Linked DNA regions of Homo sapiens: region 1 is linked to region 2. Evidence: chromatin loops called from intact Hi-C (ENCODE). Cell type or tissue: dorsolateral prefrontal cortex. All regions are shown on one strand. Links, peaks and the distances in the headings refer to the core of each region. The heading gives the core; the rest is flanking DNA. Region 1 holds the start of HORMAD2 (HORMA domain containing 2). Region 2 holds the start of MIR6818 (microRNA 6818).

What was found. A loop is a pair of places that touch in the nucleus more often than their neighbours do. Peaks named below come from ENCODE experiments on the same cell type or tissue, not always from the same donor. Only the 100,000 strongest peaks of a DNase experiment are listed, where the experiment ranks them.
Region 1: it touches region 2 in a loop (2.2-fold over the local background); 13 of 110 quality-filtered maps call a loop at or near these places.

What each region holds. Positions count from the first base shown.
Region 1 is chr22:30,074,902-30,089,904 of GRCh38, forward strand. It overlaps HORMAD2 (HORMA domain containing 2), which reads left to right and starts at 5,563. Exons shown (of 11, transcript NM_152510.4): 1 at 5,563-5,590. HORMAD2-AS1 (HORMAD2 and MTMR3 antisense RNA 1) reads right to left here and starts at 5,356. Exons shown (of 5, transcript NR_110541.2): 1 at 5,227-5,356. RefSeq lists silencers at 3,595-3,714, 5,164-5,213 and enhancers at 3,765-3,844, 5,019-5,716, 5,554-5,633. In dorsolateral prefrontal cortex, for the core only: no CTCF peak of the experiment used is centred there; DNase peaks (open chromatin) are centred at 3,641, 3,940 and 5,480; H3K4me3 peaks cover 1,108 bases; H3K27me3 peaks cover 951 bases.
Region 2 is chr22:29,999,855-30,014,857 of GRCh38, forward strand. MTMR3 (myotubularin related protein 3) reads left to right here. Exons shown (of 20, transcript NM_021090.4): 9 at 3,026-3,139; 10 at 7,260-7,465; 11 at 8,047-8,178; 12 at 9,164-9,275; 13 at 12,514-12,709; 14 at 13,502-13,687. MIR6818 (microRNA 6818) reads left to right here and starts at 7,195; the gene lies at 7,195-7,259. HORMAD2-AS1 (HORMAD2 and MTMR3 antisense RNA 1) reads right to left here. Exons shown (of 5, transcript NR_110541.2): 5 at 8,892-9,342. In dorsolateral prefrontal cortex, for the core only: CTCF peaks have their summits at 5,574 (motif pointing left) and 5,781; a DNase peak (open chromatin) is centred at 5,587; H3K27ac peaks cover 1,277 bases.

The sequences.
Region 1 (15,003 bases), core at 3,591-8,590, 75 kb after region 2:
TGTCAATAGTGTGGAGCATTTTGTACATCACCTCATCTAGATCTCTGTGCAGATGTACCAAGTAGCAATCATGGAAAACTAGTTTAAAGTCGATTTCATTTGAAACTTCTATTAAGTGATAATCATTAAGGGGAATAACATCATTTTACACGTCAACGAAACTTCACATTCAGAAGACAGAATCAAGTAGCTAAATAGAACATTTCCATAATGCTTGAGAATTCAATATCTTTCTTGACATCATTTCTTAGTCTAGGCACTCAAGCAAGCAGCAGCTTTACACTTACAGCCCCTGTCATTTCCTGTTCTAGTTCATTAAACCCTAGGCTTTCCCCAAAAACTCACAACCCTCATGGAGATCCTTCTGCCAGTCAGAACAGATTCATTTGAAGGAGGCAGAAATTGATATGCAGCTCTGAGTGAGGATGACGGCCATAATAAATTGCCACCTACACATGGAATTATATTTTGTAGGATGACACTATGTGGGCAGAAGCAGCAGGAATTATGTTTAGACCTTATAGTTGGGGACTTATTTCATATTGACTGCTTTCTCCTTGGCTGCCAAAGGATGGATAAAGTTCAGAAGCTACAGCTCGGTTGGCAACTCTTTACCTTTGCCTTTCTTTCTACAAAATACCCCAAATAAGCTAGCAATATAGCCAGTTCACACGCAAAGGCTTGAATCAAAACTACAGTTCTCTAAATCATTTTGCTTCTCTTTTCTCGGTGATGCTTAAAATTCTAGGATTTCAGAGTCACGTTCATAAATACATTTATAAGCACCAGTGACCACTCCCTGCAATCAGATGGCTACTGCATGCTCCAATGGAAACCAGAATAAAAAGACATCCCGACATAGAAATGAGCGCTTAAAATAAGGCAGCTGAAAAGAAAAAGCCACATTTAACTTAACCTTACTGAGGAAGGGGACAAAGATGAGGGAGGACTCTCTCTACTCAGCTTTTCTCTTAATCGTAAGTGAGACACTTGGAATTGCAAAAGCAACATTTAGCTTTCAGAAGCATGTTGCTGCCAGGAGTGGAAAGAAAGGATCTTACACCTCCTTTTCTCTCCTCATTCTAAAGTGGTGGGCAAAATGTCTGCTTTTATTGGTTTGAGGTATTCTAACCATTGCCAAAGAACAAGTAAAGAAAATGATATACACATGCTCTCCTCCTAAAAATGTCACCTCTTTTGTAAAGCTGTCTTGATTCCCAATTCAGAATGTGTAGCTTCCTTCTCTACATTCTATCATATACTTTATACCTCCATTAGTATCACAGATCTCCCTCTCTCACTAAACTGTAGAATTCCATAGTTTGGGGACCAAGTCATTACCTCTGTGATCCCCGCAGTGCAAGGTAGAGTGCTTTATTAATGGTAGGTACAAAATAAATGCTTGATGAATGAATGTGGTGGTGTCAACTTCATAACTGGACATTATGCTTTTCAGAGTTCCAATAAATGTTGAAAACAAATAAAGAAACTACCCTTCCTACTTAGCTGCTCCCTCCATCCCAATCTCTTTTTCTCTATATTTGGTATCACGATTGTGTACACTGAAGAGGGAGACACATCTAATGGGAAATATCCTCCTGGGAAGATATTTTATATTCAATATTTCTATTTTGATAACCCTCCAATGAACCATTTTTTGGGGGAGGATTTCCAAGGTTAAACTGAACTTGATGAGCAGAGTTCCGATCATTTTAGGTAGGCAAAAGATAGCTCTGCTGGCCAGGCGCAGTGGCTCACGCCTGTAAACCCAGCACTTTGCGAGGCTGAGGTGGGCAGATCACTTGAGGTCAGGAGTTCGAGAGAAGCCTGGCCAACATGGTGAGACCCCGTCTCTACCAAAAATACAAAAATTAGCTGGGTGTGGTGGCGCATGCCTGTAATCCCAGCTACTCAGAAGGCTAAGGCAGGAGAATAGCTTGAACCCGGGAGGCGGAGGGTTGCAGTGAGCCGGGATTGCACCACTGCACTCCAGCCTGGGCGAGAGAGTGAGACTCCATCTCAAAAAAAAAAAAGATAGCTCTGCTTCTGGTGACACAGTGCACTGTCAGATGCCTCGGAATAAACTATAAAGGTCTAAAAACTGAAAGCATGACGCCAAGACTCCCCTAACCAGGTGCTGCCTATATGAAATGATCAAGAAGAACAAGAAAGAAACCCTGAATTCTTTTTAACTAACAACGAAAAATGGTCCTTAGCCCTCAAAAAACAAAGCTCAAACTAGAGACTGATTGGTGACTGACAACTGTTTCAGGTACAGAGTCAGGTGATGTAAATGTGTCTAAAGAGAGAAAGGTCAAATTTAGCCAATGAAAGTCATCTCAAATAAGATTCCCTCCTCTATTTTCACCTGTGTCATGTGTTATTTTACTACTGGGGTTTGGCAAAACTTCAGCTGGAGACTTTTTACCTTTGTCAAAATTCTGGTTATTTGGAAATTTCTAAACTGATCAAGTTCTGCCACAATGCACATTTTCTACTTGCAAAACAAACAAAATGCTTTGACAGGGACAATTCCCAGTCTCTTATCACTGAAAGGTACAAAGGAAGCTGGGAAGTTGTTTGAATATCATATAGCACTTTTGAGTTCATTAGGCCATTATCCCCAGGGCTGTATTTAATCAAGATGAAAAAGCACAGGCTCAAAGCCTTTTTAGTTGACAAGAAGCGAGTATTTGGCTTGGGACTTCTGTGTCTGAGTTGTAAGTCAGGTTCACAGAAAAGTAATCAGAAACTAGCCTGACTGGAGACAAGAAAGAGTCTCAAAATAAGAGGTATGAGACCATGGGTTGTACATGTGACCCGGCCTCTTAAGAAGCTTAGGGACCTTGAGCAAATTACTTATATTCTCATCTGTAAAGTAAAGGACTAGACTTGGAGTATTTCTAAAGCCCCCTGTAACACTGTCAATGTTTAATTATCTAATGTTGTTCCTTAAGTAACCGATTCATTCATTCAACTATTTGAATACCTTCAATGTTCACTGAGGAACAGTTAATTCAGGTATCTATTTGAATACCTTCAATGAACATAATAAAAGAAGTAAAAATAACAGCTCTTGACCTCAAGGAGTTAAGCCAGCGGTAAAGATGAAGGCTTTACCCAACAGCTCCTAGCACAGGGGCCAGGCACAGGGGCTTATTAATCCATTCCTTTGGTCACAAGGAGCCTGCCAAATGGTGAGGAAGGAAAGAAGTAAGAGAAACTCCACAGAAGCTCTTCGGAGGAAAACAGGGTAATTTATAATTTCAGTCCACCAATGTCTATTGAGTGCCTACTGTGTGTGCCAGCACTGGGCATCCTGGGGCGACTCCGCCAGATCAGGCCTCTGATGACACTTACTTACTTATTCCAGGTGATAGAGAGAAAAAAACAAAACAGGTTATCAAAGAAATGAAGTCCATGGCTGGGCTTGGGGGCTCAAGCCTGTAATCCTAGCACTTTGGGAGGCTGAGGTGGGTGGATTGCTTGAGGTCAGGAGTTCAAGACCAGCCTGGCCAACATGGTGAAACCCCATCTCTACTAAAAATACAAAAATCAGCCGGGCATGGTGATGCATGCCTGTAACCCCAGCTACTTAGGTGGCTGAGGCAGGAGAATCACTTGAGCCTGGGAGGTGGAGGTGGCAGCGAGCCAATATCACGCCACTGCACTCCAGCCTGGGTGACAGAGCAAGACTCTGTCTCACAAAAAAAAAAAAAAAAAAAAAAAAAAAAAATTAGATTGAGAGAAATTCTATGAAAGAAACAGAATAACGAATAACTGTGTTTGCTGGTGGGGTAGACTGCCAATAGTATAGGGCAGAGAGGGGTAAGTCTTTGGATATGGTAGCAGTTGACTGAGCTCAGATCTGAAGGCAGAAGAAAATTAGAACAGCCAGCACAGAGGGCCTAGTGATCCAGCCAGAGAGGCTGGTAAATGCGGAGGCTGAGAAGGGCTGGTGCAGACAAACCATCTGTGTGGTTGGAGCTTAAAAAGCAGTTACTTCCGGAAAGTATAGGGTGAACGCAGTAGTTCTCAACAGAGGGCAATTTTGCACACCCCATGGGACATTTGGCAAAGTCTAGAGAAATTTTTGGTTGTTATGATGGTGGGGGTGGGGAGAAGGTTGAGAAAACTTGCACTAAAAGAATATTTCAGCCCAAATTTCAGTTTTAGTCATTATGTTCTAAACTCATGTTCTCGCCAACTTGAATAGTTTTTTTTTTCTTTCCTGCAGAAACAAAATAAGAACAGGTTTCAAGTGGCTCACTCTTTCATCTACTCTCTTGGGAAATCCCCTTGGGGAGGTTCATGGGACTCCAGGAGCCTTTGGAAAGCACCACAGGATACGAAATATCTACCTAAACAGGTGAGAAACGATCCAAGGAGCCACACCCCCAACTGCTCCCACAGTTACCAGGGCAGAAAAAACTGAGATTAGGGGTAGGGCACAAAGGAGAATATATTTATGTTTTATTTGCATAATTACAAATTAATGTTAAAAAGAATGCAAAGTCAGGTCCAGGGTAGGGATGAAGAGGTTGCAGATGCCCTCAAGTATTGGAAAGCTCTGGCCTTCTGGCCTTATGTCTTTTTTCTTTCTTTTCTTTTTTTTTATTTTTGAGACAGGGTCTCCCTCTGTTGCCCAGGCTGGAGTGCAATGGTACGATCTTGGCTCACTGCAACCTCAAACTCCCCGGCTCAAGCGATCCTCCTACCTCAGCCTCCCGAGCAGCTGGGACTACAGGCGCACGTCAGGTGGCCCAGCTAATTTTTGTACTTTTTAAAATTTTTTTGAGACGGAGTCTCGCTCTGTCGCCCAGGCTGGAGTGCAATGGCGGAATCTCGGCTCACTGCAACCTCAGCCTCCTGGGCTCAAGCGATTCTCGTGCCTCAGCTTCCCAAGTAGCTGGGACTACAGGCGCGCGCCACCACGCCCAGCTAATTTTTGTATTTTTTGTAGAGACGGGTTTTCAACATGTTGGCCAGGCTGGTCTCGAATTCCTGACCTCAAGTGACGCGCCCGCCTCAGCCTCCCAGAGTGCTGGGATCCCAGGTGGAGCCACCGCGCCGCACTTCTCGGGCCTTCTTCTAACTCGGGTCCCTGGGCCCCCCAGGCTCTCGCTTCCCTCCCCTACGCCGCCCCGCGCCCGCCTCAGACCTCTCTGGGACCCGCCGGCCTGGCGTCCTGGCCCGCCCGAGCCCCACGGTCCCTCGGGTCCTAACCTCGGCGGGGCAGGCACCTCCTCAGGAAGCCCCGGAGCAGGCTGTCGTTGTATAGGTGGCCCAGGCTGGCGGCCCCTGACCGAAGGTCGCGTCGGGTCAGTGTGCAGCCCGTGGCTGAGAGGCGGCTGCTGAGGGGCCGGGCGGGCTAGGGGCCGGCTAGCCGCCGTTCGCCCCTGCTTTGCATATTCATGAAGTCTAGCGAGGCCGGTCGCCCAGGCTAGCCGTGGACGGGTCATGAATTATTCATGAGGAAACCTCTGGTCCCGCCCAGAAAGGCCTCGTTGACTATTCATGAGCCGAGGAGCGGGTTTGGGCCGGAAAAGGCCGTTGACCCCCGGTGGGAGGGAAGCGTCGACGAGCTGAGGTGAGGGCTGTTGAGACGCGAGGTCTCGGCCCAGAGAGGGCACTCGGGCGTTGTTAGTTCTGTCTTTATGTCAAAAAACAATTTTTTTTTCTTTTCTTATTACTTAAGGCTTTAAGTTGGATTTGAAAGTATCATATTTCGTGAGGGCCTAAAGTACTGTGAAGAGAATCGGGAGGGCAGGGGGCTGAGGAGGAAGGCAAAAGGGAGGCGATTTCCCCCAGAACTGGACAGAGAGCACCCAGGTAGTTTTGAAATTCAGATTTTTCTGGACATGAAATCAAACTTGCTGAGCAAGCAGCAGCCATAATGAGCCATGATGAGGCTGGCAGGGCAGACGATGTCTGTGCCCGACATTGGAGGGGGCCGTGTGTGGTGGAGCTTTGGGGAAGTTTATCTTACCTGGGTCAGATTCTCCCCAGCCATTGAGGTTTTCTGCCAGGATCGATGCCTGGTACAGGCCAAGAGGTGAGAGAGGTGGGGACAAGACACCCCGCCCCCCTTGACCTCAGCTCCCCTTTCACTTTAGTGAGGATTTGCCAATTAATCCCTATGGACTTTAGTTCCCTAAACAGAGGGAGAGAGTCTTGAACCTCAGGATTAGCCAATCGCCAAAATGTGTCCGAGTACGCAGGGCACTGGACAGGCTGTGCAGTACATCGTGTACTCAGCTGGTAGAAATGAGGGGTGGTTCTGGCCCCTAAAGGGGTTTTTAATCTCAGCAGGATCATAATCTAATTTCTCCTCCATTGGACCATCAATCTGTTGAGGTAGGAACAGTATTTTACATCTCGTAATCCTGCATGTTGTTGCCTGGCACATTGTAGTTGCCTCGTAGATGTTGAATGAATGAATAATTGAAATAGCATGAAAAAGATATTAAAAAGTCAAAAGAGCATGAACAAATACTCAATTAATATAGTGGAAGCCATTTTCTCTGAATGAGCACAGGTAGGGGAATTACCAGGGCCAAATGGAATTTGTTAAAATGGTGAATAATTTATTGAAGCAAGCTCTGTTGGAAGGTCTAAGTAATTGGGCGAACTTTGGCAAACCAAGTTCCCTTGCTTAGCCTCACTTTCCTTTTCTTTTTTCTTTTTTTTTTGTGAGATGGAGTCGAGCTCTGTGCCAGGCTGGAGTGCAGTGACGCAATCTCAGCTCACTGCAACCTCCACCTCTCGGGTTCAAGCGATTCCCCTGCCTCAGCCTCCCATGTAGCTGGGACTACAGGTGTGCACCACCACGCCCAGCTAAATTTTTTTATTTTTTTTTATTTTTAGTAGAGACAGGGTTTCACCATGTTGGCCAGGATAGTCTCGATCTCTTGACCTCGTGATCCTCCCACCTCGGCCTCCCAGAGTGCTGGGATTACAGGTGTGAGCCACTGCACCTGGCCCCTTTTCTTTATAGTTTTATGTTTAGGTTTAAATCCATGATCCATTTTGCATTAATATTTGTATACAGTGTGAGATTTAGGTTAAGTTTCTTTTAATTCTCTGTTCTTCCCCCCACCCTCCAGATGTCCTTTTGTTTCAGCATCATTTGCTGAAAAAAAGATTCTTCCTCCACAGAATTGGATCTTCTTTAAATCAAAGGGGTTGGAAGATGTCTGTGCTCCCTTCCAGCTTTAGGAATCTATTGAACCCATTTATGTTAACGTACACTTCTTTTGAGTAAAGCCATTCTTAACAACATGCATGTGTAAGGAAGGTAATATAGTTACATTTCAGAATCCAGCTATTGGATAGTGTTCACCTGATAGAAAAGGGATTTTCTTGTAAAAAACGGTTTTTGAAGATTGAGAAAGATGGGTAGAGAGCCTTCATAAATCAACTATGATTATATTTGGGAAAATGTAATAAAACTTTGGCTTTTGCTTCACTTGGAATGGTTAAAAAAGTGGTTTAGGCCTTAGTAAACTAAACAGCAGCTGGCTAATCTTTATGTGAATCTTGGACTCACACATAGTAGGGGTAAAATAGGAAGTAATTGTGCCACCATATAAAATAGGGCAATTGAAGGCGTGGTGTGGTGTCTCATATGTGTAATCCCAAAACTTTGAGAGGCCAAGAGTTCGAGGCCAGTCTGGGCAACATAGTGAGACCTCCCCCTCCACCCGCCCGCCCAACTCTACAAAAATAAAAAATTTTTAAAAATTAGCAGGGCATGGTGGTGCATGCATATAGTCTCAGCTACTTGGAAGGCTGAGATAGGAGGATCACTTGAGCCCAGAAGTTTGAGGTTGCAATGAGCTGTGATTATGCCAGCCTAGGTGACAGATCATGCCACCGCACTTTACTCTGTCTCAAAAAAAAAAAAAAGAAAAGAAAAGAAAAGAAAATGAATACACAACAACAAAAAAAATAGGGCAATTGAGATATAGGTCAAGAGGTAAGCCTAGAGTGAATCTTTACCAGAAAGAGCATAGAAATATTGCCTCTTTCTCAAGAAGATCATAATCCTTGTCACAAAGTAGACATATCAAATGTAAGAGTGAGGGTCAGTTGCAGTGGCTCACACTTATAATCCCAGCACTTTGGGAGGCTAAGAAAGGAGTATTGCTTGAGCCCAGAAGTTCAAAACCAGCCTGGGTAACATAGTGAGACCTCATCTCTACCAAAAATAAAATTTGCTGAGTGTGGTGGCACATGGCCTCTAGTACTAGCTACTTAGGAGGCTGAGGTGGGAGGATCACTTGAGCCCAGGAGGTCGAGGTTGCAGTGAGCCAAGATTGCGCCACTGCATTCCTGCCTGGGTAAACAGAGTAAGACCTTGTCTCAAAAACAGAAGAGGGAATGGTATTGATGAACTGTGAAGTTTCAAATATGTGTGGATCTAATTTGCAAACAAATATATAAGAGAATGACATTGCAAAGTTAGCTTTCAGTTCTTAAAATCCATAGTTATGAAATCTCTTCTAGGTTTTTAGATAATGAGCCTGAACAAAGGGATAACACATAGAAAAAATCAGACCTATTCTCTGAGAATGCATGCTCTCTAGAGTCATACCTCCTGTGAACTTGTGAGCTTTTAAAATTAAGCAGGGTTTGTACTTAAATAGAAGACCTCCACAAAACACCTGCTCAAAGGGAAAACAGTAGCAACAGAATAATTAGAGGCTGAAAGGAGTCTGGCTTTTTTTTTGAGACGGAGTTTCACTCTTGTTGCCCAGGCTGGAGTGCAATGGTGCAATCTCGGCTCACTGCAACCTCCACCTCCCGGGTTCAAGCAATTCTCCTGCCTCAGCCTCTCAAGTAGCTGGGATTACAGGCACCCACCACCATGCCCAGTTTTAGTAGAGACGAAGTTTCACCATGTTTTTTGAAAAAATAATTTAGATCTTTTTGCCTTCCTGAAGCAAGCTCATGCTAGAACACTAGAAAGAGACCCTCCCATGTTTAGAAATAAGTAGGCAAGCCGAAGAACTAAGGAGGCCCTGGTAGTACATCATATTAGATAGAATGAAAGCAAAGGAGAATTTCATTTTGGAGAGTCAGTCTGGAAAAACTTTTAAATTGTGAGCCAGACTTGTTGAGTTTTAGTCTCAGTTCTGTTACTGAGTGGCTGACTAATCCCGGGTAAGTCTAGATTTTGAATTCCCCATCTAGAAAATTAGATATTTGGACTAAATTACTGTCTTAGTCCAGTTTGTACTGCTGTAACAATACCTGAGGCTGGGTAACTAAAAAGAGCAGACATGTATTGGCTTATGATTCTGGAGGCTGGGAAGTCCAAGAACAAGGATATGCATCTTGTAAGGACCTTCTTGCTGTGTCATAACATGGAGGAAGGCATCACCTGGTAAGACAGAGAGAGCAAGGAGAGAGAGAGTGAGTGTGCCAAACTTGCTTTTATAACAAATCCACTCTCCTGATAATGAACCTGCTCCTGGGGTAACAATATTAATCCATTCATGAAGGCACCTAATCACCTCTTAAAGGCCCCAACTCTCAACACTTGCATTGAGGATTAAGCTTCCAAAATATGAACTTTGGGATACACATTCAAACCATAGCAATGATATTTAAAGTTTCTTCTACCTTTAAAATTTTGTGGTATTTTTCTAGACTCTTAATTATTCCTTGTTCCTATAGTTCTTCTCTGTTGACTCAGCAAATATTTAGTTAGTTAAGTTAGGTTTTTAATTTTTTTTATTTTTTACTTATTTATTTATTTTTAAAGTAGAGACAGGGCTTCACCATGTTGGCCAGGCTGGTCTTGAACTGCTGACCTCAAGTGATCCATCCCACCGTGACCTCCCAAAATACTGAGATTACAGGTGTGAGCCACCATGCCCAGCCTCAGCAAATATTTATTGAGTACCTATTTAGTTCCAGTACTGTGATGATGCTGAGAGTTCAAGAATGAGCTAAACGGCCAGGCGTGGTGGCTCACGCCTGTAATCCCAGCAATTTGGGAGGCCGAGGCGGGCGGATCATGAGGTCAGGAGTTCGAGACCATCGTCGCTAACATGGTGAAACCCCGTCTCTACTAAAAATACGAAAAAATTAGCCAAGCATGGTGGCAGTCGCCTGTAGTCCCAGCTACTCGGGAGGCTGAGGCAGGAGGGTGGCATGAACCCGGGAGGTGGGTCTTGCAGTGAGCCGAGATTGCGCCACTGCACTCCAGCCTGGGCAACAGAGCCAGACTCCGTCTCAAAAAAAAAAAAAATGAGCTAAACAAGACACAAAAGATCACATATTGTATGGTTTCATTTATATGTAATGTTCAGAATAGGCAATTTCATAAAGATGAAAGGTAGGTTAGTGGTTTCCAGCGGCTGGGGAAAGGAGAGAATAGGAGTGACTGCTAATAGGCATGGGATTTCTTTTAGGGGTGATGAAAATGTTCTGGAATTGATAGTGTTTGCATTATTTTGTGAATACACTAAATTGATGGTTTATACTATATTAAACAGATGGTTGCAGAATTTTGTGAATATACTAAAACCCACTGAATTATACCTATTAAAAAAACTTTAAAGGCTGGGTGCAGTGGCTCATGCCTGTAATCCCAGCACTTTGGGAGGCCAAAGTGGGCAGATCACTTGAGGTCAGGGGTTCTAGACCAGCCTGGCCAACATGGCTAAACCCCATCTCTACTAAAAATACAAAAATTAGCTGGATGTGGTGGCACACACCTGTAATCCCAGCTACTCAGGACGCTGAGGCAGGAGAATGGCTTGAACCCTGGAAACAGAGGTTGCAGTAAGCTGATATTATACCACTGCACTTCACCTGGGTGACACAGTGAGAGTCCTTTTCAATAAATAAATAAATAAAACTTTAAAATATAAAGAATGAGCTAGACTGACACAACAGCTAGACACAATTTTGCTCTCATGTTAGCTCACAGTAGGTCAGGGGATACTTAAAGACAACTATGGTACAGTATATATTGCAAAGGGCACATAACCCAGACTTCGTAATAGTGGTAGTGGGAATTAGGAAGTCATCCCTTAAGGAAATTTTACTAAGCCATATGATATGGTTTGGATTTATGTCTCCACCCAAATCTCATGTCAAATTGTAATCCCCAGTGTTGGAGGAGGGCCCTGGTGGGGGTTGACTGGATCATGGGGGTAGATTTCCCACTTGCTGTTCTTGTAATTATGAGTTCTCATGAGATCTGGTTGTTTAAAAGTGTGTAGCACCTCCCCTTTCCCTCTCTTCCTCCTTCTCTGGCCGTGTAAAACATGCCTCCTTCTCCTTCCCCTTCTGCCATGGTTGTAAGTTTCCTGAGGTCTCCCCAGCTATGCTTCCTGTGTAGCCTGCATAACTGTAAGTCATTTAAACCCCTTTCTTTATAAATTACCCAGTCTTAGGTAGTTCTTTATAGCAATGCAAGAATGGACTAATACACCATATCTATGAGATGAGTAGGAATTGGGAATGGAGGAGGATGTTTCAGGCAGAAGGAATATTGCAAAATCCTGAGAGCTAGAAGGAATATAGTCCTTTGGGGTAAAGAAGGTAAGAATAGCTGGTAAATAAAAGTATAAGGGAAAATAGAGCTGAGGCTAGGGAGGCATGAGTCAAATCTTGAAGCCATGGTAAGAGTTTTAGATTTTATCCTGAGAGTAGTGGGGAGCCATTGAAGTATTTCAATCTGGGAAAATGCATAGTCGAGTTTGTAATTTAAAAACTCTGGCTGCAATATACAGAACAGACTGGAGAAGGAGAATACCAGTGACAGGAAATTGGTGGTTGCAGCAGTACAGGCAAAAGATGAGACTGGTTGATTTAAAGTAGAGATGACAACAACCTGGCTAAAGTGAGGAGTTGGACACATTTGAGATATATATATATATATGTATGTGCAGGGGGACAGGGTTTCACTCTTGTTGCCCAGGCTGGAATGCAATGGCGTGATCTTGGCTCACTGCAACCTCCATCTACTGGGTTCAAGCGATTCTCCTGCCTCAGCCTCCCAAGTAGCTGGGATTACAGGCATGTGCCACTACGCCCAGCTAATTTTGTATTTTTAGTAGAGATGGGGTTTCTCCATGTTGGTCAAGCATGTGCCACCACGCCCAGCTAATTTTGTATTTTCAGTAGAGATGGGGTTTCTCCATGTTGGTCAGGCTGGTCTTGAACTCCTGACCTCAGGTGATCCGCCCACCTCAGCCTCCCAAAGTCCTGGGATTACAGGCGTGAGCCACTGCGCCTGGCCTACATTTGAGAAATATTAAGGTGATGGAACATGGGAACGAGGAAGGGATTAAGGTTGAGTCACAGATTTTGTGCTTGAGCAACTAGGTATGTGATGATGTCATTCACTGAGCGAGGGAACAGAAGTAAGTTTTTGGGGAAAATAATTCACATTCAAATGTGTTGAGAACATCAAGGTGGAACAGTCTTATGATCAGTTAGAAGAACAAGTCAGCAACTTCTGAGAGAGACCTGGGTTGGGGATATACACATAAGAATCAATAAGATAGAAGTTATACTTGAAACAATGGGAGTGTATTTGTTCATCCAGGGAGTGTGTGGTAGAAGTAAAAAAGAAGAGCTCTGTTTTAGTCTGTTCTTGCATTGCTATAAAGAAATTTCTGAGACTGGGTAATTTATAAAGAAAAGAGGTTTAATTGGCTCACAGTTCCACAGGCTGTACAGAAAGCATGGTAGCATCTGCCTGACTTTTGAGGAGGCCTCAGGAAACTTACAATTATGGCAGAAGACAAAGGAGAAGCAGGCACATCTTACATGGCCAAAGCAGGAGAGAGAGAGAGAGGAAAAAAAAAAAGGTTCTACACACCTTTAAACAACCAGATCTTGCAATAACTCACTCACTTACTATTGCAAGAACTGCACTGAGGGTATAGTGCTAAACCATTCATGAGAAACTGCCCAGATGATCCAGTTATCTCCTACTGTGCCTGGCCATGCCAGCTGCTAGGTAACTGAGTCAGAATTTGAACTTAGGTTCCTTAACTCTAAAGGCTCTTTCTACTAGATTATACTGCTGGTTATTTCTCTCTCTCTCTCTATATATATACATATATATATACACACACATACATATATACATATACAGATCTGTATATGTGTATACACACGTACACACGTATACATATACACACACGTACACACGTGTACATATACACACACGTACACACGTGTACATATACACACACGTACACATGTGTACATATACACATATGTATACACGTATACCTATGTATACATATATACATATATACCTATGTATACATATATACATATATACACATATATACATATATACACACATATATACATATACACACATATATACATATATACACACATATATACATACATATATATACACATATATACATATATGTATAAAATTTAATTTTACTTTTATAAATGTCAATTCCTAAGGAATTTACCAAATGCTAATATTAACCTGCTTGAATCCTTTCTCAATAGCAAGTGTCCTGAATGCCTCAGAGTTTTCAATGGTAATATTAATTTAATCTAGGCCATCCATACATTGCAAAAATATGGATGTAGTAATGCCTTGTGTTCTAATTGGCTGATGCTATTTTCAGAGCTTGATTCCCTAGAAATGACATCAGAATGTCTATGATCATAGAGAAATTTTTAAAACCCTACTAATTTAGAAAACTATTTAGTTTTATTAAGTAAGTTTTAATAAGTAAGTTTTATTAGTTTTATTAATTTTATTAATTAAAAAAGTTAATTTAAAAATTAATTTAAAAATTAAAAAGTAAGTTTTATTAAGTTTTATTAGTTTTATTAATATTAGTATTCTATACTAATATAGAAAACTATTCTAGAAAATCATGATTTCTCTTATTTATTGTGTCTAAGACTAATAACTACCCCAGTAGTGGGTAGTGTATTATGGTTTAATGGGCTGGGACTAGATCTTAAACTCTTAGAGCTACTTTGTTTCCCATTTTATTTTTTGAAATTTAAGGGGGACAACTGATGTATTAGATATGAAGGTTATAGTCTCAAATCAAGTAAAGATAGCTTGGAATCTTTAAGGGTTAAAGAACTATTGGTGGTTTTCAGTCTCATATATAAAATATTGTAAAAGAGTGTCCCCTAGTGCCCCTCTGAAGAAATAATTTGAAAGAAATTTAATATTACCACCTATTTATAATCTCTATCACCACCTTGTGGCAGTGTTCGCAAATAATTCTGCCCTCTTGGGAAAAATCTTCAAGAATCTTGCATTAATGGATACACAAAAACCGGTCACAGGCTATCCTTGGTGATCCAGAATGGAATATCTTTAAAGAAGTTATTTTACAAGTATTTTGGTCAGAACTTCATAAAACCTTGAAAAGAAGCCCCAGTTGAAATTAAATTAAGACTTTGTAAAGAAAAGGGAAAATTTGCTGCTGCTTCTTTTTTTTTTTTTTTGAGATGGAGTCTGGCTCTGTCGGCCAGGCTGGAGTGCAGTGGCGCAATCTTGGCTCACTGCAAGCTCCACCTCCCGGGTTCACGCCGTTCTCCTGCCTCAGCCTCCTGAGTAGCTGGGACTATAGGCGCCTGCCACTATGCCTGTCTAATTTTTGTATTTTTAGTAGAGATGGGATTTCACCATGTTGGCCAGGATGGTCTTGATCTCCTGACCTCGTGATCCACCCGCCTTGGCCTCCCAAAGTCCTGGGATTACAGGCATGAGCCACCATGCCCGGCTGCTTCTTTTTTATATCAACAAAACAATAAGGGTGAAAACTAGATGTATTTTAAATATTAACTTTTTTATTGTGGTAAACTGTAATATGAAACTCAACACCTCAGCTTTTCTAAGTGTACAACTCAGTGACACTAAGCACATTTGCAATGTTGTGCAACCATTATCACTATCCATTTCTAAAACCTTCTCATCATCGTGAACAGAAACTCTATACCTATTAAACTCTTTATTCCTTCTACCCCACCAGCACCTGG
Region 2 (15,003 bases), core at 3,526-8,525:
TACAAAAATTAGCTGGGCGTGGTGGTGCATGCCTGTAGTCCCAGCAACTTGGGAGGCTGAGGCAGGAGAATTGCTTGAACCTGGGAGGTGGAGGTTGTAGTGAGCTGAGATTGCACCACTATATTCCAACCTGGGTGATAGAGTGAGACTCTGTCGCAAAAAAAAAATTAATGTAACCATTTAGCCATTACCCAGTTCCTTAAAATGTGTAAGTGCGTTGGTGGGGGAGGACAGTTAACTACTATGATTTTGGTGATCCAAATTTCTATAAAACAAAATTGTCCATGATAGTTAAATATCTTAAATCTTTAACTATATCCTTCTTGGCCAGGCGCGGTGGCTCACGCCTGTAATCCCAGCACTTTGGGAGGCTGAGGCAGGAGGATCATGAGGTCAGGAGATCGAGACCATCCTGGCTAACACGGTGAAACCCCGTCTCTACTAAAAATACAAAAAATTACCCGGGCATGGTTGCAGGTGGCTGTAGTCCCAGCTACTGGGGAGGCTGAGGCGGGAGAATGGCATGAACCTGGGAAGCGGAGCTTGCAGTGAGCTGAGATTGTGCCACTGCACTCCAGCCTGGGCAACCGAGCGAGACTTTGTCTTAAAAAATAAAAAAAATAAAAAAAAAAAATATATATATCCTTCTCCTACGTTTCCCTGCATCATTAATCATTCTGCGGTCCTCTTAGCTGTCTCAAATTATGACGGGCATTTTCCTGGTCTGTTTGTGGCTAGCCGTCAGAGTTTTCACTGGAAAAGCTATAGCTAATTGCTATACACAGTTCTTAATGTGGACCTTCTCCAGGGAGTTGAGAACCCAGGGTGTTTTGAAGAGTTGGAGCTGCAGACTTTTTATACTTTTGCCTGTTCTCAGTGATGAGTCAAAGCAAAGAAGGAGGGTGAATGCTGGATGAGGGGGCGGCCTCAGAGAGCCTGTGGCTGCATTAGGCTTTCCTGAGTGTAACCTATACTGGAAATTGTTTATCCACAAGTGAGTAGGTAGTGCATACTGAAGAGCTGACTACTGGGAGTGTAGTACCTATAGGACAATGAACAGAATGTTTAGAAAATTAGATCAAGTAAAAAAAAACTGTGAATTAAGACAGACTTGTTGGAAAATAATCCCCAATTCGGCTTTTAAAAATTAACTTCTTGAGAGGCCAAGATAGAGGATTGATTAAGCCCAGGAGTTTGAGACTAGGCTGGGCAACATAGTGAGACCTCATCTCTACAGAAAATTTCTTAAAAATTTGGCCAGGCATGGTGGCTCATTCCTCTAATCCCAGCACTTTGGGAGGCCGAGGCGGGTGGATCACGAGCTCAGGAGATCGAGACCATCCTGGCTAACACAGTGAAACCCCGTCTCTACTAAAAATACAAAAAAATTAGCCAGCGTGGTGGCGGGCGCCTGTAGTCCCAGCTACTCAGGAGACTGAGGCAGGAGAATGGCGTGAACCCGGGAGGTGGAGCTTGCAATGAACCGAGATCATGCCACTGCATTCCAGCCTGGGCGACAGAGCGAGACTCCATCTCAAAGAAAAAAAAATTAGTTGGGCATGGTGGTGCATGCCTGTAGTCCCAGCTACTGGGGAGGCTGAAGTAGAAGAGTTGTTTGAGCCCAGGAGGTCGAGGCTGCTGTGAGCCATGACCGCTCCACTGCTCTCTAGCCCGGGTAACAGAACAACTGTCTCAAGGAGTTTACCAGTTATACCTCAGAACCAGTCTTTAGGATGTTATCACCACCATAAAACAAAATGGGGGGTGGTGGGAAACAACAGGATGTTGAAAGTTCTTCCTACTACAAAGGTAGAAGAGTGAGAGCCAAGTTTACTCTTGAGTTTAATACATAATAAAGGGAATGAGATTCATGGTTAGATATTAACCATCATTACTGGCTCCCAGCTTATTTTTAGGAGTTTGTGAATAGGTGTTAGGAAGTTTGTATAGCTACTCTTAGTCATAGCCATTCTCTTTTGTTCAGTGGCTTTTAAATTCCTGAAAATTCCAGAAGTCTCCTCTTCTGGAAATTGAGGAGAGATTTAGTGCAAAATGATCAAAACCCCCAAATCCTAAGCCATTTTGTGTTTTTCTGCGCTTTCTGCTATGTATAGGATAGGCTAGGGCAGGGGGTTGGTGGTGTTGGTGGAGTTTGTGTGTTTTAGGATTTGGATTAAAGGCCTTATTGCCTTCACTATTGAAAAAAGAAGATTGGATTATCCAGAGAGAGACATTGTCCTGTAAGTAAAAATCTATCGGAAGTATTGCTTCCTAGGATACCGGCTTGACTGTAGCTGGGATCTTCCCTAATTAAAAGAAAGCTTATCCCCCCGCCCCCAGTATAATTTGTTCTGAAGTATGTTTTATGGAAATTATGGTTAATAGCTTAGTCACATTACTAACCTGGTTCAATGGGACTGAGGCTGTGTATGCAGATAGACTGGCTTGTGTTGGTTTTGCATACCCATGGCTGCACCTGTTACCTATAAGGATGACACCCTGTTTGGTTCAAATCAAAGAATGAGTTAATCCTGTGAAGTCTCTGGAAACTTGCAATTGTGGGCTTTTTTCCTTCCCTGAGGGTCTGGTAGAACTGACACGGACTCTCAGTTCTGTAATTGGACTGGGCGCTCATGTAGTTAGAAATAACCTATGTACTTGTTACAGCAGAAGAGTTGTAATGGAGTATAAAGAGCTGACCCTCGACTCCCCTTTTTTTCATTGATAGTTAAGATTGCCAGATTCCCAAAAGGTAGCATCAAGTGGAACAATTCAAGATAGTATCATTTGTTGTATACACATAAGTAAACATTTAAGGCAACAAAACAAAACAAAACACACTTATGGTAACCCATTCTGTTGAGGAGTCCAAAACTCGAATAAAGCGCCTCATTGCCTTTAACTGGTTCTGTGGCAGTGAGATCATCATCCTTATGCTGGCTCACCTAGTGTCTCTCTCTCTCTCCCGTTTTCTCTCTCCCTCTCTTATCCCCTTGACTCTCCCCACTTCTCATCTTCTCTTTAGATTATGTGGTAGCTATCCTCAAGAGCTCATAGTGCCTGCCTGGATCACTGACAAAGAACTGGAAAGTGTATCAAGTTTCAGGTCCTGGAAGCGCATCCCTGCCGTCATCTACAGGTAAGTTAAACTGGACCAGTCCCAGCTTGGGCTGGTGCTGCTGCCTGCTGCATATGGTCTGCTGCCTCTGCTGCTGCTAACCTGGGAAGGGTGGGGAGAGTTCAGAGAACTTTCTAGGCAAGGCTGTACTTCCTTATTGTTAAAGCTTCTCCTCCAGTAACACATCAGTACTGACTGCATTCAGAACACTAGCTGGTTGTTCATTTGAAACAGATAAGAAAGTTTTAGTTGTAAAGTGGCTGGACTTGCTATTTCAATATCCTTCTTACATTCTGTGAGAAGATAATGTGCTTACTAAGCATTTAGCTTCAGCTGTTAGCAGGGCTTTTGGATTGAGAGATGAGTCTTAGAAAGTGATCTTTGGGAATATAGGGTCGAGTTGGCTCTGATTGTCTTTGTGGTTGAAACTTTGACATGTGGAAGAACTCTGTTTCGAGAGGAAGCATTTAGAGAAGAAGACTGAGGCATGACTAGATAGAAGATTTCAGTGATCAGAGGCATGAGAGCCATGGGATGCAAGTTCTAGATGGGGATGGTGGCATGGTGATGGAGCACAGATTTTGGAATCACAGATCTGAATTCAGGTATATTCTTAGACTTCTTGCTAAGGCACCTTGAATAAGTTCCCTAACTGACCTCAGTCTGTTCCTAATGAATACAATGGGAATGGTAGTTCTTATTTTGTAGATATGTTCTGATTCTAAATGAGGGGCTATAAACACTGAGCTTCTGTACCAGCATTTGGAATAGGTTAAATCTCTTGAGTGCTGCTTTTGTAATTCATTGAATATCTTAGTTCTCACAGAATCCTATTAAATTTTAAAGAAGTCCTTCCTTCTTATTCTGGAAATGTTTTGGATGTCATCTCTTTGTAATGTTTACATTCTCCATTTCATTTTCCCAGTTTGCCGGCTTTTTGGACTCTCCCTGAGTTGGGCCAATCCAGTGGCTTACAGTTAGAAACTTCATTCCACTGAAATATTGAGATTGTAGGAAGGGATTTGTCTCCTTGTGGAATTCCTACAGAGGTAACCAGCTTGTTCATTTAGTCTACTAAAGGCAAACTCTGATGCCCACTCTGAATGGAGAGAGATGGAAAAGTATTTGCTCTGGCCCAGTGGAACTCATTACGTTTTTAATCTCAATTCTCATCACTGTTGTTTTCAGACACCCCTAGAAAAGTCAGTCACCAAATTTACCTGTCATTCAAGTGGTAAGGATGCTACAGGAACTAGAGAGTAGTGAAAGCTGAAGGGATTTATGAGTCTTATCAATGATCAGCTCAGCTGGAATGGGGAAAGCAGCCAGTTGCTGCTCTGGCCAACAACTGTGTTAGGTCAGCAGCCCTGGCATCTGTGGGGCTTGCTGACTTTGACCAAAAGGGGGAAGGTACTCTTATTTGCAAAATAAGAGGCTTTAGGTGAATTCTCCCTTTGGGAAGAGAAGCTTAAGAGGGCTGGTTGAAGAAAAACTTCCTTTTTTTCTAAATTTTATTCTAGAGGGCATGCACCTTCTAAAATTAATTCTAGAGGGCATGCACCCTAGGTTTTCCCCCCCTTTTTCTAGAGATACAAGAGGATATATAAATGAAAAATTTTATTTGCAGTTTTTCAGAGAAAGTCTTTCAAAAGATCACAAAGTTCTTGGTGTAGTCATCCATGCAAAATCAGGCAGGTTTCCTGGAACTGGGCTCTGTCTCAGAACATGTGTCTTGTATCGCTGAGATGCAGACTGGGTTGCTGTAGTATTTGGGAGCTTTGTAAGGGGCGTGTGGAAGAATCGGATCCTCCACCATGCTCTGCTTTGCCAGCCTAGGTGGCAGGATGCCTGGAACTCTTGACATCCATTTCCTGAATTTAGTTGTCTGTAGATTGGGTCATGATTCCTGAGGTTGCCAGCAGCAGTTACTTGACAGCACCATGCTGAACCAGCGCTTGATTAGGGCTTTGTCCTACTGTGATGAGAGAGCACTTAATTGGATTTATAACTGAAGGTAGAGATTGCTCTAACATAGCAAGATGATGTAAAGGGCACCCATCTGTAGTGCAGTTCACAGCTTTTTCCTTTGTGCATGTGGTGATTATTCTAAACTCCTAGTTACTTAAGGGAGCTTGCCTAAATCTAAGTTGAGGTTACTTAAGACAATTCTGTTCCTATATAAAATTGAAGCATTCTGTGTTTTAGTAGGGAGGGCTTTATCTGTTGGACATCATAATTTTTATACTTTGCCTGGTTCTGTTAGTGATAGAAATGCATTCCTTTAGTGATTTTTAACTGTAGTGTTTGAATTATCTTTCATGTAGTCTGAAGCATTTTAGAAGACTGCAGAAAACATAATTGTTTATTGCAATAGTCCAGTTGAAATCTAATAGCTACTATAATGCAGTGTCCCCTAAAACCCAAGATCCAGGCTGAAGAGCGCCATCTACTGCTCCTCTTGGGCACTGCTGGGAAGCATTGAAGAAGAGGAGGATGTTCAGGAAAGGCCCAACCAGCCTCTTGTGCAGGGTTTGGAGTCATTCAGCTCAGTGGTTGCCTGTTATTTGCTAGGAGACATTTTATAAAGAATCATTGAGGTTTTATTTCTATTTTGGCCCCATTCAGCACGTGAGCCAGTTGAGCATGTTGGCAATACACAAGTACTTACAGCTACTTGTCTCCCAGGGAGGGAGGCTTTAAAAACTACAAGCAAACTGGTGATTTCAGTGGAATTTGATTAGTGCCAAATTTAACTTATTTGTGAGTTTTAGGAGTAAAAACAAATTACAGTACATTTTCATCGTCCCAAAAAACCCATTCACAGGGCACCCAGCCACCCTAGCCCTGAATAATTAAGATGTCCAATGGATGAAGCCCCTGCTAGTAAAACATAGAGTGCTTCAGTTTTATATAGAAACATACTCGTTTTAAGTAACCCCAACTTAGAATTAGGCAAGCTCCCTTAAGTAACTACGAGTTTATAATAGTCACTACATGCAGAAATCTACTTCCATCTTTATAGATTCGCCTATTCTGGATACTTCATGTTAATTGTCGTACAATAAGTTGCCTTTTGTGACTGACTTCTTTCACTTGTCATAACATATTTGAGGTTCATCAGTGTCCTAGCCTGTATCAGAACTTTATTCCTCTTTACTGCCAAGTAATAGAATTTTTCTAACTTTTTATCAGTTAAAATTGCCTAACTAGGAAAAGTCTGGGTTTTAATAGCACCTTAAAGTAGACTGTGATTTCTGGTCTGTCTTATTGGAAAAGGATATGTCAGAGTATGGTTTTCTGAGGTTGATGCTCTTCTTCTCTTTCTTAAGAGCCCTAGGAAGGGTAGCTGGCTCATTGAGCTATCTGCCTATTATAAGAGCAGTCTGTGACTCATGAAATCTCAGGAGATTTTGTAAAGCAGTTCACTGTGGGCCAGGTAAATGTTTTATTCCCAGAGGCGGGCTCTTGGTTCAGCATTAAGAAGGTAGCAGATTTCACTATTGGGTAGCAGAATTAGTGTAGTACCTATAGATTTAAGTTACGAATATTGATTTATTTTCACTAAGAGTACACATTAATTCTTTTTTGTTTTTTGGAAATGGGGTCTTGCTCTGTCACCCAAGCTGGAGTGCTGGAGTGCAGTGGCACAATCATAGCTTTCTGCAACTTCAGCCTTCTGGGTTCAAGGGATCCTTCCACCTCAGCCTCCTGAGTAGCTGCGACTACAGGCATGTGCTACCATGCCTGGCTAATTTGTAAAAACTTTTTTGTAAAGATGGGGTCTTGCTATGTTGCTCAGGCTGGTCTTGAACTCCTGGGCTCAAGTGATCCTCCTGCCTCAGCCTCTCAAAGTGCTGGGATTGCAGAGTGAGCCTCCATGCCTGACCCCTGTTAGTCATTTTTTTGGGTAACTTTACAGGGATCTCCGTGATGTTATGGTAATTGAGAAAGACACACAGGTTTTGTTGTTTGTTCTTGTTGGTTGTGTAAGATTTCTACCCTCTTTAATACTGAGAGGACTTGAAGCTGACCCAACACTTACCTAGAATTAGACTGTTCATTAAGGCACTTAAAATCTATTTTGTGTGAGTACAGAGAGCATCTGAATGGGTACAGTTGTTGTCTCTTGTTCCTCACACAGGCACCAGAGCAATGGAGCTGTCATTGCCCGCTGTGGACAGCCAGAGGTTAGCTGGTGGGGCTGGCGAAATGCAGATGATGAGCATCTGGTACAGTCAGTAGCCAAAGCTTGTGCCTCTGACTCCCGATCGAGTGGCAGCAAGCTGTCAACTAGGAACACTTCTCGAGACTTTCCCAATGGGGGAGACCTTTCTGACGTGGAGTTCGGTAAGGTGCTCCCTGGACCCATGGCAATGATTTTTATAGCATCTAAGAACCTTTTCTTGAAATGGCCTCTTCCTTACAAGACATAGATTTACTTTTATAGAAGTGAATGTGCAGAGCTTCACTTGATGGGATTGATTGAGGAGTCATGGGTCTTGGCAGAGAATCAGAAGACCCTTTGTTTCAAACCTGAATCAAGATATTAGTGTGTTTGTTGTCTTTCTTGCCATTGTGACAAAAATGGAGTGTTTATGTAATAGAGGACTTGCAGTATCTGCAGACCATGGCAGGAAATGCCAGGCTTCATGAAAGGACAACAGATACAGAAATGAAGTATAAGAGACTGGGCTGTGTGAACCCCATGTGTACTCTGGGAGTCAGTTTTGGAGAATAAATCCTTCTCATCTTTCATAAGAAGGCCACATAGAAAAAAAGAGAAAAATCCTATGTATCAAGGGTTTTGGTTAGGGGATTTCATTTTATTGAGCCTTTTTTGTGCCATAAGATGTGCTTGTGGGTCTAATTCTGCACAGTTCTGGGAGAGACAGGCTCATTTAGTATGCCCTCTCCCTCTGTGTCCCTAGATTCTTCTCTGTCAAATGCTTCAGGAGCAGAGAGTTTAGCCATCCAACCGCAGAAGCTTTTGATCTTGGATGCACGCTCCTATGCAGCTGCTGTGGCAAACCGAGCCAAAGGAGGAGGCTGCGAATGCCCAGGTGAGGTGTATGGTGCTTTGTTCCCCATACTTTCTCCTTGTGAGTGTAGCCCTTGCCCAACTGAGACTTAGTTCCCAATTTGAAATAAGTGGCAAGCCATATTCCTCATCCATCCTGTCGTGAGAGTGCCAGAGCTTCTCTTTGGATTCTTAACACTGTATGTTCTTTTCTGAGGAGAAATGGAGGAGGAGGTGCAGTGAAGTCACATAATCTTCCTTCCTTGTGCCAACTTGTAGGTGATAAGGAAAGCAGATCTTCCCCATAATAAGACCTGTTCATGTTTGGAAGCTGCTGCTTTAGTGGGCTCAATTTCTCAGCCGTCTAAAAGCTTTTTGTTGCCTTTGACAGAGGGTATGCTCACCACTGGCCTTGTAGCAAACTCCTCAAGGGCCTCTCCTTAGAAAACCTGGGGTGAAAATTGAAGCAGTAAATACAGAACCCTAGTAAGGTATCTCTGTCCTGAGCTGTAACACCATTACTGTTGGAATGCTAGCTTTCCCCAAGGAGGGACCCCCCTCAGTGCCTATGGCACAGGCAGAGGCACCAGGCTCTTTGTTCAGATGTGGTCTAAGCTGGAAATTGAAAGCAGCTGTACCAAGGTGAAATTTGAATGTGTGAACGCATTGTTCTGTGGAGTTCTTTTCAAAGAGATTTCAAAGCCACAAGTTAGATAAGGCCCAAGAAGTAAAGCCAGAGTGAGATCGAAGTAGGCCTTTCTTTTAAAAAATAATAGCTTTTATTTTATGTCAGTATCTTCTTTACAAATCTAACCTTCCCTTTTCACGCTTTTTGAAAAGATAGCTAAAATTCAGTGTGTTCCTCTTATTATAAAGGATTGGGCTAATAGTTAAGCATTTCAAAACATTTCAGTTTCGTTAATCAGAAGCTGCAGTGGGTTTGTTTTATAGCCAGTTTGCTTTTAAATTTGGCCATGTGGGCTTTAAGTTCAACGTATTTGTGTTCTCTTTATTGTTACTCTCTCCAGAGTATTACCCAAACTGTGAAGTTGTGTTTATGGGGATGGCAAACATTCATTCTATTCGGAGGAGTTTTCAGTCTCTGCGGTTGCTGTGCACTCAGATGCCAGATCCGGGAAAGTAAGTCCTTGGCCTTGGCTTTCATTTTGCATTGCTCTTAAATAATAAGTTTGCTTCTTTCCTTGAACTAAGGGGGAAAAAAAGAAAAAAAAATTAATTTGGAGCAGTCTTTCCTTCTGTTTCTTGGTAATCTTCAGTTACCAGACCAGTCTCTGCAAGTATCTCCTTGCTGGGTCTGAAATGTGGCAGCACAGAGGAAGAGTTGGGAGAAAATACAGCCATTTGAAAGGTTTTAAAATCTGCAGCACAGAAGAAATCTCAGCATCAAAACAGAAGCATTACCTTACTGTTTGTCCTGGGACCTTTCCCTTCCACGTCATTTTTAGCCCAAAGAAATTTAATTCTTCAGTTTCTGATGTCCCATAGTGATACATAACCTGTTTTGAACTGGGATGTTTTATCATGAAAAGTCAGAATTTATTCATCATGTTCTAAAGGGTTTAAACTTGCCATTAAGTCAGTTCCTTTTACATCTGCTTTCAATTTCTAAACTGTTCTCATTTACTAAGCATATTATCCTGATTCTTATTGCTTATTAAATATGAATGGCTGGCATTTGCAGTGAGGAAGGTGAACTAATACCCCCTCCAAGGGTACTGATTGAATACAAGATAAATTAGGAAGAATGCTCTGTAAAACAAATATGGACAGATAAGTATTTAAAAATCCTGTTTTACTATTTCAGGAAGCCAGAGATAGGTGCCAGAGAAGACAGAATTTTCTTTTTTCTGGTATTTGTGCTGGAGCCCATAGTTGTTTCTCTGGGTCCTATTCAGTAGATCTGATGATCACATCAAGTTTTACTGCGTTCTTTATTTGATTTATTAAATCAGATGCTGCCTAAACCACTTATATTGACTGCCAGTAGCAAATGATTAAATTCACCGTAGTTGTCATCAGCCAAGAGGATGAAGCAGTGCCTTTGGGGAAAGCCTGACCGGAGAATTGAGCTTGCTGCCTCCTTTGGGGATTAGCCATTTGCATTTGCTACACAGTTCCAGGTCCCAGCTAGCAGCGCTTTCTTCCCTAGGGTGGTATGTAGAAGGAGCCTTACTAAGGACCCAGGAGATCGGCCGCGAACTGTGTAACCTTGGCCAAGGGGTTTAACTACTGTAGATCTCAGTTTTCCTGTCTATAAAATGAAAGACATGTAATCAACACTACATGATCTAATACCCTCCATATATTAAAATTCTTAAAGAGCTATCAGAGTCAAAAAAGATAGAATTAGCCCTCACCTGGTCCACATAAATGTCTTGGGGATTTTATTAAAGGTAATGCTTTTATGTATTTGGCAGCAAATCATAATGCTGCACTGAAGTCTCCCTCATGGGTAAAAAGCAGCTGTAGCAGTGATGGGCAGCTGTAATTAGGCCCCCGGCCTGTGTTTGGGGCTGTGGAGGATAGGGGAATGGTAGGCTTCTAGTGCAGGTTGAGAACAGGACAAGGGAATGGGGAGTCTCTCAGCAGCCCCTCCTTGGCTGGCAGGTTTTGGAGTACAGCTTCATTAGTCACAGACAACACCAACTGGTATTAAATAATAGTTTAGTTAGGTTCAAAAGAACCTCACACCGGTTCTCTTGTTTACCATTTCTTCAGGTGCTAGGAGATAATTTAGTATTTGTTCTCCTAAGCCTTATCTTTTAGTTCCTTTCAAGAATATGTGAGGAATGAAATAAACAATTGATCCATCAGGAAAAAATGTTTCTCAGGTACCTGCTAGGAGATAGAAAGTCTTACGATTGGATTTTTACCCATAACAGACTTACAATTCATTAAACAGTGGGACTCCCTACTGTATGCTAGGCACTGTGCTGGGGGTACAGTTATGACTGAGACATAGTGTTAGCCCTCTGAGGAGTCACAGTCTGGTTGGTAGTCCAAACAAATCCATATACAACCAGTACTTATGCACTGCATTCTGTTGTCTCTTTGCCTGGAAAGACCCCCACCTCCTTAGACTATGCCAAAATTTCATACTTATTCCACAGGGTTTAGTAGGCCTTTACAGCCTTCCCACAGTCCCCTGACAGAAATGTTTATTTCTTCCTCTGACTCAGTGTTTGAAAGACTTGACTTGTGATCTTAACTACAAATCTGATCACATTTGGGAAAAATCAACTCCTTTTTAGGGATTGGGAGGGGTGAGGGAAAGCACAAGAAACAAAATGCAACAGAGTTTAAAAAGCAAGTGTGATTAGCTTGTGATTACTCCCAAGGGGCAGCTACTGCTATCTGATACTCCGAAAGTGAGATGGAGTCTCTCTCTCTCATCCATGCTGGAGTGCGGTGGCCTGATCTCAGCTCACTGCAACCTCCACCTCCCGGGTTCAAGTGATTCTCCTGCCTCAGCCTCCTGAGTAGCTGGGATTACAGGCGTGTGCCACTATGCCCAGCTAATTTTTGAATTTTTAGTAGAGATGGGGTTTCACCATGTTGGCCAGGCTGGTCTGGAACTCCTGACCTCAAGTGATCCACCCACCTCAGCCTCCGAAAGTGCTGGGATTACAGGCATGAGCCACTGCGCCCGGCCTCTAAAAGTCTTTCAAAAAAAGGTTCTTCCTAGATCGCTGCTGAATCCAGTCTGTGTTGAGCCCAGCAATACTGTGTGGCCATTGGTATACTAATTTGTATCAGTATAAATTATCAGATTGGGCTCATCTTGTTTTAGTCAGTAAACATTAAAGAATTAAACAGTGGTAAGTGTTACAGTCTGGGTCATAGGCAGGGTTGTGTGTACCATTCTTGTATATGGCATCCAGCTTATGTCTCATAGATATATTTGTATTCATGAGTTTTTCTTTTCTTTTCTTTTCTTTTTTTTTTGAGAACTTGTTGGGCGTAGTTGCTGATCATTAAATATAAATATCTTCTGTTTTACATCTCAGAAGTGGCTACATTTTTTATTCAGGAGAAGATTCCAGAAAGAGCCACTTTCCTTATACCATGGACTGAAAAATGTCAAATATTTTGCCCGGGGAATCATCCATACAGATTTTGGAACAAAAGGTGTGCTATTAATTGTAGCCCCTATTTCTAAGGCTCTTCTCTATTGTATAGTAGGGCTTGGGCCTCATCCTGAGACATGCTTTATAAACACACAGATTTTTTTGTTTTGGCAGTGTTATATTTGGAGAGAGAAATCTTTGGAAATTGCTTTTTCATTTGACAATCATTGAGCATGATGCAGTAAATCATAAAAAAATCAGCATTTTCTAATCCTCTCCTGTTTTTATAGTTGGCTATCAGCTCTTGAAAGCACAAAATGGCTCCATCACTTGTCTGTGCTTCTGAAATCAGCGCTTCTGGTAGTGCATGCTGTGGATCAGGATCAGCGGCCGGTGCTAGTACACTGCTCAGATGGCTGGGACCGCACCCCCCAGATTGTGGCATTGGCTAAGCTCTTGCTGGACCCTTATTACCGAACCATAGAGGTGAGCCCATCCAAATGGGAGGGGTTGGTACTTCAGGATGAGCCAGGGAAACGTCTCAGGAGTGATACCAGTTTTGGGAGTGGTGATTCGGTTAAAGAAAGTGAAATTTCTGTTTTGGTCATTGTTCCTTTATGCCATGAGCTAAATTGTGGTGGTTCCTCCCACAGTTCTTGCACCTCTTAAAATGGGGCAGATTATGGGTAACAAGGTATTGAGAATATAGACATATTTTCCTTTACAGTCTATCTACTTGTAAAAGTTTTTAGCTACCTCAGGAAAATAAGGAGTCTGTAAAAGGATCTTGGCATGCTAGATATTACCAGAGTGTTCTGTGGAGAAGCAGCTCTACCTGAAATAACCATCTGTTGGGTTAAAGATGAAAGAAAAATCATAAAGTACCCTAAAATATATGCAAGTATTAATTAAACTTGGGGTATAGAAGGATTTTACAGACTTGACTTTGTAACACCAGAGGCAGAAATGTTAAGAGAAATTTAGGGGAAAAGTGTGGTTTTTATATAGTGAACACAAGAGGCTAAAAATACACATTCAAGAAAGGCTTAGATAAACGCAGTCAGTACCATTTTAGTGATCATGGAATGGAGTTCAGGGAATTGGGAAATTTCCCTAAGTGTGTGCCTCATCAGGGATAGAGCCTTCCACCAAAGGGCAAGGCCGGGTGGGCTTTCTGGGAGGCTGTTAGAGGGGATTGCTTTCTGTGACACCAGGCTTAGGACTGTCACAGTCTGGATAGTCTAGCACAAATGGTCTCTCCTGGATGCTTCCCTGCAGGGTTTCCAGGTCCTCGTGGAAATGGAGTGGCTGGATTTTGGCCATAAATTTGCTGACCGGTGTGGTCATGGGGAGAACTCGGATGATCTGAATGAACGTTGCCCAGTGTTTCTGCAGTGGCTTGACTGTGTTCATCAGCTTCAGAGGCAATTTCCTTGCTCTTTTGAGTTCAATGAAGCATTCCTTGTAAGTTTCTTCATTTTGGGGACTTTCTCAATTTGAAGGAGGGTCAGTACAAATGTTAGTGGGCCAGTTCTCACATGAAACTGTGCTGCCTCTTCAGAATTTAATAGAGGTGATTTTTTTCCTGTTTCTGCTTTTTTTTTTAGTAAATAATTTTGCTATTTTCAAAAAGAGAAAATCCAGGTATACCAGGTTTGCATGAAGTCCTTGTGTTGTTTTAAACTTAGTTTTTTTTTAAAGGGATGGTAGAAACCCTAAATAGCAGTTAGAAATAGAAGCAATCAGAATGTCTGGACCATACTCCCTCCAGTCTGTCTACCAGACCCCCATGACTGTCTCAGACTCTGCACCCTCTCCTTTGATGGAGGGTACACTATCCCTGCCCTCTTTCAGCCCCTCTGTCCATTTGTATACCAGCTCTCATCTCCTCTCATCTGCTGCACTGGCTGGCTCCAGCATTTCTCTTCTCTGCCTTCTGCATCAGTGCGTTTCCCTCTCTACCAGAGCATGGGTTTCAGCTTAAAAATGTGTAGTGTCTCTCATCTTTTTAAAACCCATTCTTGGTCCTGCATTTACCTCTAGCTATCATCCTATTGCTCTTGTTCCCCTTTACAGCAGAGCTCCTCAAGTTTTCTACCCTTGCTATCTCAAATTTCTCTTTCCACTCTCTCTTAAACCCACTTCAATCAGGCATTCACCCCACTGCTTAACAAAGCTGCTCTTGTTAAAATGACCAGTGACCTTCATGCCACCAATCCAGTGAGAAGTTCTCAGTCTTCATCTCTTTGATCCATCATTACCATTTGGCACAGTTTAACCACTCCTTCCTTGAAATGCTTTCTTCAATTGACCTTCTAGTACTTCCTTGCAGTTGACTTCTAGTACTTCCTTGCTGTTAGTTCTCCTTTTACCTTACTGGATTGTTTCTGCCTCCTTTGCTGATTCCCCTTAATCCCTCCAGTTCTTTTTTTTTTTTTTTTTTTTTTTTCAGATAGTATCTTGCTGTGTCACCCAAGCTGGAGTGCAGCAGTGTGATCATAACTCACTGCATCCTCAAACTTCTGGGATCAAGAGATTCTCCCACCTCAGCCTCCCCAGTAGCTGGGACCACAGGCACATGCCAAGATGCCTGGCTAGTTTTTAAAAATTTTTTGTAAATAGACATGGAGTCTCGCTATGTTGCCCAGGCTGGTCTCAAACCTCCTGGCAAGTGATTCTCCCGCCTTGGTTGCCCAAAGAATTACAGGCGTAAGCTTCGACACCTAGCCTCCTCTCCCCAGTTCTAAATGTTGGAATGCCCCCTTGCTCAGCCTCCAGGC